Regions from separate parts of the Homo sapiens genome. Here region 2 is linked to region 1. Evidence: chromatin loops called from intact Hi-C (ENCODE). Cell type or tissue: PC-3. All regions are shown on one strand. Region 1 overlaps OSBP2 (oxysterol binding protein 2). Region 2 overlaps OSBP2 (oxysterol binding protein 2).

Region 1 (4,000 bases):
CTTCAAGGAGATCGTGACCGTGATCACAGAAAGAGCCTGGCATTTCCAATTAAGAATGAGTCCAAACAATGATTCCAACTGTGAGCGGCTATCTGCAGCCACTTAAATTACCTGCTTTGCACAATACAAGCAGCAGCTCCTGCCAGCATTTGGAAGGCCAAGGCAGGAGGAGCACTTGAGGCCAAGAGTTCAAAACCAGCCTGGGCAACATAGCAAAACCCCATCTTTACAGGAAAAAAAAAAATTAGCCAGGTGTGGTGGCACATGCCTGTAGTCCCAGCTACTTGGGAGGCTGAGGTGGGAGGATCGCTTGAGATGGGGAGGTCGAGGCTGCAGTGAGCCATGATCATGCCACTGCACTCCAGGCAACAAAACGAGACTTTGTATCTTAAAAAAAAAAAGAAAGAAAAGAAAAAAGAAAAAGAAAATTAACTGCATAGTTCATATCATTTACATATATATACAGAAATCAATTCTGGATACATTAAGGACTTCAGTGTGAATCTTGAAAACTGAGCTGGTAAGAAGGGGGCAAGGGCAGAAGGGCAGAGAGGGATGGTGGGAGTGAAGTAGGCACAACAAAGATGAAGGCTCATACTGGAAAAAGTGCCCAGAATGTCCCAGGACAGTGAGATGCTTCCTGGTCACTTGTTCTGCTTGGCCAAAGCAGGCAAAGAGGAGCAGGAGGAGAAAGGTCAGATCATCACCAGAAAGAGCTACCAGGGGTCAGGGTGAGGTCAAAGTAGGCACAGAAACAGCCATGGGAGAAGGCAATTAACTTTGGGCCAAGGAGATCAGAGAGGGTGGTTAACAGGTTCTCCTGTGGTGCTGACTTTGAGTGCTGATCACAGCAGCAGGATGGGGGCTGTTGGTGGCCATAAGTGGCCTCCCATCAGACTCTCACCCATGCCTGGATTGGGACCTCTGCATCTGGAATGTCCCTTGGGAAAGCTAAAGAGTGGATTCAGTACAGTCAAGTGAGCCACCTCCCACTAGATAACTCCAGAGAACAGGGGCAGTGCCAGCATCACCCCCAATTCAGAAGGGCCCTACCCTTGATTTAATTCTCAGCTGTCTTGAAATTCTTAATAATTTTTGCAAGGGGCCCTATATTTTCATTTTGCATTTGCCCCACAAGTCAAGAAGCAGGTTTTGCTAGGGGATGACAGTTCCAGGGACCACTTCTCTGAACCCCAACCACCAAGGACAGTGGATCGGTGCCAGGGTCCCAAGAAGTCCTGTCTGGCTTGGGTTCCAGCCACGTACAACATAAACCAACTTCGTTTAGAATGCCTTCCGTTGGTTTTCCACACAATGGCAGGAGACAGTGCAGCTGACGAGCCATCAAAGAGCAACAACAAATAATAACTGAACTAGTAAGGACACTTCATGCTTTTTGGTTAGTCAATTGCAAGTGAAAACAAGGCACATTATACTGGCCAAAGAATAATCTCTCAGAATGATGGAAGTCTAATGTAGGGAAGCTTACAGCAAGGTGTTGTCCACACCCGCCCCAAGCATCATGAACCAGAACGTTCTTGCCAAGGGTGATGGGGCTGCTAGAGGGAAGCATTCACACCCTTTGACTCAGCGATTGCATTCTTGGCAATGTGTCCCGGAAAGAAACACAAAGGAAAAACTTTACATGCCAAAGATGCTCAGGCAGCAGTTGGCTACAGTGATCTGGGAAGAACCTAAATGTCTAACAGAAGGAAAAGGCATTCCACAGCCTTCCAACGAATAAACACAAAGCCTGCGATAACGTGGGAAAGTGTTTATGATGTACAGCCATGTGAAAATGACATTTTTTTTTTTTGGATCTCAATGATATTAAAAGGATGTTTGTATAAAGGAAAAACATTGACCAAAAATAGAGACCTAAAAACAGTGGCAAAGGGATAATGGCGCTATGGAAACGCCATGCTCTTGAACATCTGGAATTGTTGTCTAAACAGTAAATAACCCTTAAAAATAATGAATGCCTAGGGCACAGAAGATTGGTCCTGCTGAATCTCAGAAAGTCTGGCCAAAAACAAAGCATGTGTGCTGGGGGACAGGTGAGGAGTGGGATTTGGGGAAGGGATTTTGCCAGGCAGATGAGCAGTTACCAAATGGTTAATGAACTAAGAGTCACATTCCAGGGGCCCTGTCCCGTACAAACTATGCTGCTTCTAATGTAAAAATATCCGCGGTGGAGGGATGCACCCAGTGGGCCTGACCAGGAAAGACACTTGTCCTCTAACCAGCCCCACCTATGGCCGAAAGGCTGATGGCCATGCCAGGTCAGGATGCGGCAGGCAGCCCCAGGGCGCTGTCCAGGTGGGGTTCCATTCCCCAAGTCTGTGGCCTCCTTCCGCCTTGACACACCACCCAGTGTGAGCAACTACTATTTCTGAAGATATGCGTCAGGAATCATTACTCAACACACACGTCACAGGGAAACAGGACATAAAAGGAAATTTATCTTTGGCAGCCCAAAGCCCATAACTTCATTTTTATTCATATTGCTCATCTATTTGATCAGATGCTGCTGCTGGTTTGAGCTGACTGGCACTTTATAGGAAAACCAGATGCCAGGAGAATGAATCTGCAGTGGGCAGGGCCGGGCCCTACAGGACACTCCCTGATGAGGTCAGAAGAAGATGTACATCCAGCAAACCCCTCAGTCCCAGCTCCAGCTCAACCCCATGCATCCAGACTCAGGCCCCTCTCTCCATTTCACTAGCCACCTTGAGATCTTTTCACTGAAGTCTCCCAAGCCCTGCTCCCACTTTGGCCCCCGTCGGGTCACCTGTCTTAGCCTGGCACCTAAGCAGCCCTCTCTTTGCCCAGAGGCAACAGAGGTCATTGTGCTACCTTCAGGACCAGTCAAATATTATTACTAATAATTGTTTTTATTAACAGGGCTGTTGCATATGGTTGAGCAGGTTGTACATTGCACAGCCCTAGGAAGTGCCATTCACAACAGACACTATAGATTTATTTTTATTACAATGCAAATCCAGCAAATGGAAGAGTCTCGTTCTGACAAATCAGAACAATTTTAAACTATTACAACAGTTTACAAATAAGTAGAGGTAAGGGCCCGGCGTGGTGGCTCACGCCTGCAATCCCAGCACTTTGGGAGGATTTGGTTCACGCCTGTAATCCCAGCACTTTGGCAGGCAGACCATTTGAGTTCAGGAGTTCAAGACCAGTCTGGCCAACATGGGGAAACCCCATCTCTACTAAAAATACAAAAATTAGCCAGGCGTGGTGGCAGGCATCTGTAATCCCAGCTACTCGGGAGGCTGATGCAGGAGAACAGCTTGAACCCGGGAGGCAGAGGTTGCAGTGAGCCGAGATTGCACCACGGCACTGCAGCCTGGAAGACTCCAGAGCAAGACTCCGTCTCAAAAAAATAACTAAACAAAAAATAAGTAGGGGTAAAGGGTCTTGAGGAAGAGGCATCCTTTTCTAATCCACGCGAGGTGCCAAGTGAGCCCACAGCAGCCCTGCACGCCAACCCGTGAACGCCAAATGAACCAGCTCCCTGGAGAGCACGCTATGTTCTCCAGGCTCCTTGGGGCTACCAGTGGCAAAGAACCTTGACTGCCTGGCTGGGGGAGCCTGGGCCTGTCCCAGCCCCATCGCCTCCACACTGTCAATGCCTTCCTCACTGTCACTGGGCATGCTGTGGCACAGTGAACAGCCACAAGCGCACAGGGCTGGTGCTTGGCCCACGAGGGTCTCCTCTTCTCTGCTGCACTGCCCCATCATGACCCTCTTTTCCCTCCAGGCCCTTCCAGTCCAGCACAACTGCCCCCTCGCTACCTAGGGGCTCAGGGTTGGCATGAAGCCTGTTTGCTGAGGGGGACTTCTGCATAGCCAATACAAGCACTGGGGGAAGCCTGCTCTGCCCACCTCTCCCCCGTCTCCTCTCCTCCTTCCTTGAGCTCTCGCCCTCTCTACCTGTAGGCCTGCCCTTCACACAGTGACACTCACATGCACACAGGTGTGC
Region 2 (4,000 bases), 50 kb after region 1:
AAAAAAAAAAAAAGCCACAGGTTCCCTACTCTTTGAAGCAGAAAGGACATAACAGACACTGTCATGTCTGAGAAAACATACAATCATTTTTGAAAGGCAAAATAAGTATTGCTCATCAGGAGAACCTGTGTTTGACACTTCCTCGGGTTGTCCTGGGATGGCTGATTCTGTCCCCCAGCCTGGGACATTGTCACACTGCTTATGGGAATGTCAAATGGTGTAATCACTTTCGAAGATGATGTGGCAATTTCTTAAAAAGTTAAACATATATGTACCCTGAGTCAGCCATTCTATTCCTAAATATTTACCCAAGATAAAAAAACGTGTATGTCCACAGAAAGATTTGTATGCAAATGTTCACAGCAGCTCTGTTATGGCCGAACCTGGAAACAACTCAAATGTCCATCCACAGGCAACAGATAAATACACTGTGGTGCGTCCACACAATGGAACACTACTCAGCAATAAAAAGCAACACACTAGTGACGCAGGCAACAACACAGATGGATTTCAAAACAGTTACACTGGGTGACAAAAGCCAACTAGAGTACTTGCAGTACAATCCCATTTGTATGAAATCCTAGAAAATGCAGCCGGGCGCAGTGGCTCACGCCTGTAATCCTGGCACTTTGGGAGGCCGAGGCAGATCACCTAAGGTCAGGAATTCGAGACCAGCCTGGCCAAGATGGTGAAGAAAAAAAAAGAAATCCTAGAAAATGCAAACGATCACACAAGAAAGTAGATTAGTGGTTGTCTGCAGGAGGTGGAAGGGGCTGAGGAGGAATTACAAAAGGGCATGAAGAGAATTTGGAATGATGAATGTGTACATTATCTTGATTGTGGTGATGGTTTCATGGGTGCATAAATGTCAAAACTTATCTGACTGTACACTATAGGCAGTTTACTGCTTGCCAGTTATGATTTTTTGATTTTGAGACAGAGTCTCACTCTGCCGCCGTGGCTGGAGTGCAGTGGCGTAATCTCGGCTCACTGCAACCTCCACCTCCTGGGTTCAAGAGATTCTCCTGCCTCAGCCTCTCAAATAGCTGGGAATACAGGTGCCCACCACCACGCCTGGCTAACTGTTGTATTTTTATAGAGATGGGGTTTCACCCTGTTGGCCAGGCTGGTCTCAAACTCCTAGCCTCAAGTGATCCATCCACCTCGGCCTCCCAAAGTGCTGGGATTATGGGCATGAGCCACTGTGCCGAGTCTATGACTTTGGTTTTTAAGACATGGATTGAAAACAAAAAGAGTGGTTGTCCATCAGGAAACTCTACATTTCCCACATCCTCCAGCTGGGACAATCACTGCAAGCCTGTTGAGACTGGAGGCCCAGAACCTTCCTGTGGTCAGACCTCCTGTCTCCTGCTAGAAACCCAGTGTTCTCTTGGCTCACTCTGCCACCAGCCCCCACCTTCCCCTACTGGGCAGATGCGGCTCCCTGGTCAGCCCATTTGAGTCCACTCAGGGCCACCATTCACATCCCCTGGATCTTTGCAGGAAGCAGAGGTATATCAGATAGGATTCCATTTGTGATCGCACATCACCCTCTCAAGCTGGTGTTCCTGCGTCTCTCCACAAACACACACACCTCAGGCTGGGGCCTGAGCCACAGGACAAATGACTCAGTGTGTGGCATGAACCAGGGCATTAACTAAAGTCAGGAATGGCTGCCTTGGGGAGCAGGATGGAAAGAGAGGAAGGTGGGGGGAGCAGGGCTGCTGCTTTTTGAGAGAAGCATGACTTCCATACTCCCTTGTATGTGTATGAGTGGATGTAAAAAACAAAAACATCGGCCGGGTGTGGTGGCTCATGTCTGTAATCCCAGCACTTTGGGAGGCCGAGGTGGGTGGATCACCTGAGGTCAGGAGTTCAGGACCAGCCTGCACAACATGGTGAAACCCCATCGCTACTAAAAAAAAAAAAAAAAAAATTAGCCAGGCATGGTGGCGGATGCCTGTAATCCCAGCTACTTGGGAGGCTGAGACAGGAGAATTGCTTGAACCCGGGAGGTGAAGGTTGCAGTGAGCCGAGATCACGCCACTGTACTCCAGCCTGAGTGACAACAGCGAAACTCCGTCTCAAAAAAAAAAATTTTAAATATTAAAATAAAAACTGTACATGAGGCACAGAACCTTCTGTGGTCAGGCCTCCCACCTCCTGGGAAAGCCCAGCTCCCTGGTCACCCCACTGGAGGTTTTTACATTTGAGTCGTTTGAAACACCAGACCTTAGATCCACAAATGCCAAAGGAGTTCAATTTAAACAGTTTAGTTGTAGGCCAGGTGGGGTGGCTCACTCCTGTAATCCCAACACTTTGGGAGGCCAAGACGAGCGGATCACCTGAGGTCAGGAGTTCGAGACCAGCCTGGCCAGCATGGCAAAACACTGTCTCTACTAAAAATATAAAAATTAGCCAGGTGTGGTGGCGGGCGCCTGTAATCCCAGCTACTCGGGAGGCTGTGGCATAAGCATTGCTTGAACCCGGGAGGTGGAGGTTGCAGTGGGCTGAGATCGATCCACTGTACTCCAGCCTCAGCAACAGAGTGAGACTCCATCTCAAGAAAAACAAAAAACAAACAAAAAACAGTTTAGTGAAGTCTTAGTAGCCTGGGTGCATTACAACAATGTGGAAAATGCCAGAGTCACAGAGCTGTGACATTTACTCCGTGTCATGCGTGTCGGGTTCTTTATACGTAGCAGGGGCTGAGGAAAACTCACGGATGAGGTCGACTCCTCAGCAGCTGTGGCATGGATGAAATTTTTCACAGGACATGCTACTGGATCTTCACCGTGCCACATTCTGAGAGGAAATGGATCACTGTGGCATATCTGCAGCAGAAGCATTAGCACTGGGGTGCAGGAAATGGTACGAGGCAACTCGTGGTTTTCAAATAATGCTGAATAACAGTGCCTTTCTGCTCGCCCGGGGCTGTGGGCCCCTCAAGGACTGAACACTCAGCCTGAATGATCCTTCAGTTCTGGCATCTTGATTTGGCTTTGAATTGACTACAAATAGATGAAAGGTTTTTGCTTCGTACAGAATGAGAATCTGTCTGGCACACATGAAATACACATCTAAAAGGAAAAACAATGTGGAAAGGAACACCAAGGGGCAACAGACAGCCTGAGGAGGGAAGACAAGCTGTGGGGAGAGAGACACAAAGGGCAGGGGCTGCCCAGGTGGGCCAGGGTGGGCAGCAAGGACCAGCCTTCACCGGGAGAAAGACCACCCAGCCACCAAAAGGGCCGAGGGTTCTCCGTGTCCCCACACCTCAAGCATGAGGCTGGACCCCTCCTTTGTCCCCTCAGCTCTATTTCTACTTCATTCTGGAAAGGAACTGAGGATACTTTGAAAAAAAGGTACTTCTTTTCTCTCTGGCGCTTTCTCAGTGAAGGGCAAATGTGGGTTCTTGTCACTTGGGGTTACTTCGTCCAGCTCCTGCAGCTGCAAGTGTATCCAGGAAGGGAAGGGAGGCCAAGTGGCTGAGGCAGGAATGTGCTAGGTGACCATACCGCCCAGGACCACCCTCTGGAGGCATTTGCAAATGTCCCCATCCAAAAAACATGAGCCCTCAGTATATGAATAATGGTTTATAGATTTTATATATATGTTGTACTAGTTGACTTACACTTTATGTATATTATACAACATATATAAAAACCAAAATTTTAAGGCCAGGCATGGTGGCTGATGCCTGTAATCCCAGCACTTTGGGAGGCAAAGGCAGGCAGATCACCTGAGGTCAGGAGTGCAAGACCTGCCTGGCCAACATGGCAAAACCCTGTCTCTACTAAAAATACCAGAAAAAAAAAAAAAAAAAAAAATTAGCTGGGTGTGGTTGTGGGCGCCTGTAATCCCAGCTACTCGGGAGGCTGAGGCAGGAGAACCACTTGAACCCGGTGGGCAGAGGTTGCAGTGAGCCGAGATCAGGCCACTTCACTCCAGCCTGGGCAAAAAAGCGAAATTCTGTATCTATCTGTATATATATACACCA

What was found. Hi-C counts contacts between places; a loop is a spot of excess contacts. Peaks named below come from ENCODE experiments on the same cell type or tissue, not always from the same donor. Only the 100,000 strongest peaks of a DNase experiment are listed, where the experiment ranks them.
Region 2: it touches region 1 in a loop (3-fold over the local background); 1 of 110 quality-filtered maps calls a loop at or near these places.

What each region holds. Positions count from the first base shown.
Region 1 is chr22:30,828,702-30,832,701 of GRCh38, reverse strand. All of the region lies in intron 2 of OSBP2 (oxysterol binding protein 2), which reads right to left. Among named protein-coding and RNA genes, the nearest start is that of MORC2-AS1, 92 kb to the left of the region's middle. RefSeq lists enhancers at 1,810-2,310, 2,311-2,811, 1,747-2,946. In PC-3, no CTCF peak of the experiment used is centred here; DNase peaks (open chromatin) are centred at 1,601 and 2,421; H3K4me3 peaks cover 398 bases; H3K27ac peaks cover 3,505 bases.
Region 2 is chr22:30,779,079-30,783,078 of GRCh38, reverse strand. All of the region lies in intron 2 of OSBP2 (oxysterol binding protein 2), which reads right to left. Among named protein-coding and RNA genes, the nearest start is that of MIR3200, 50 kb to the right of the region's middle. RefSeq lists an enhancer at 2,719-3,219. In PC-3, no CTCF peak of the experiment used is centred here; a DNase peak (open chromatin) is centred at 1,608; H3K4me3 peaks cover 257 bases; H3K27ac peaks cover 1,811 bases.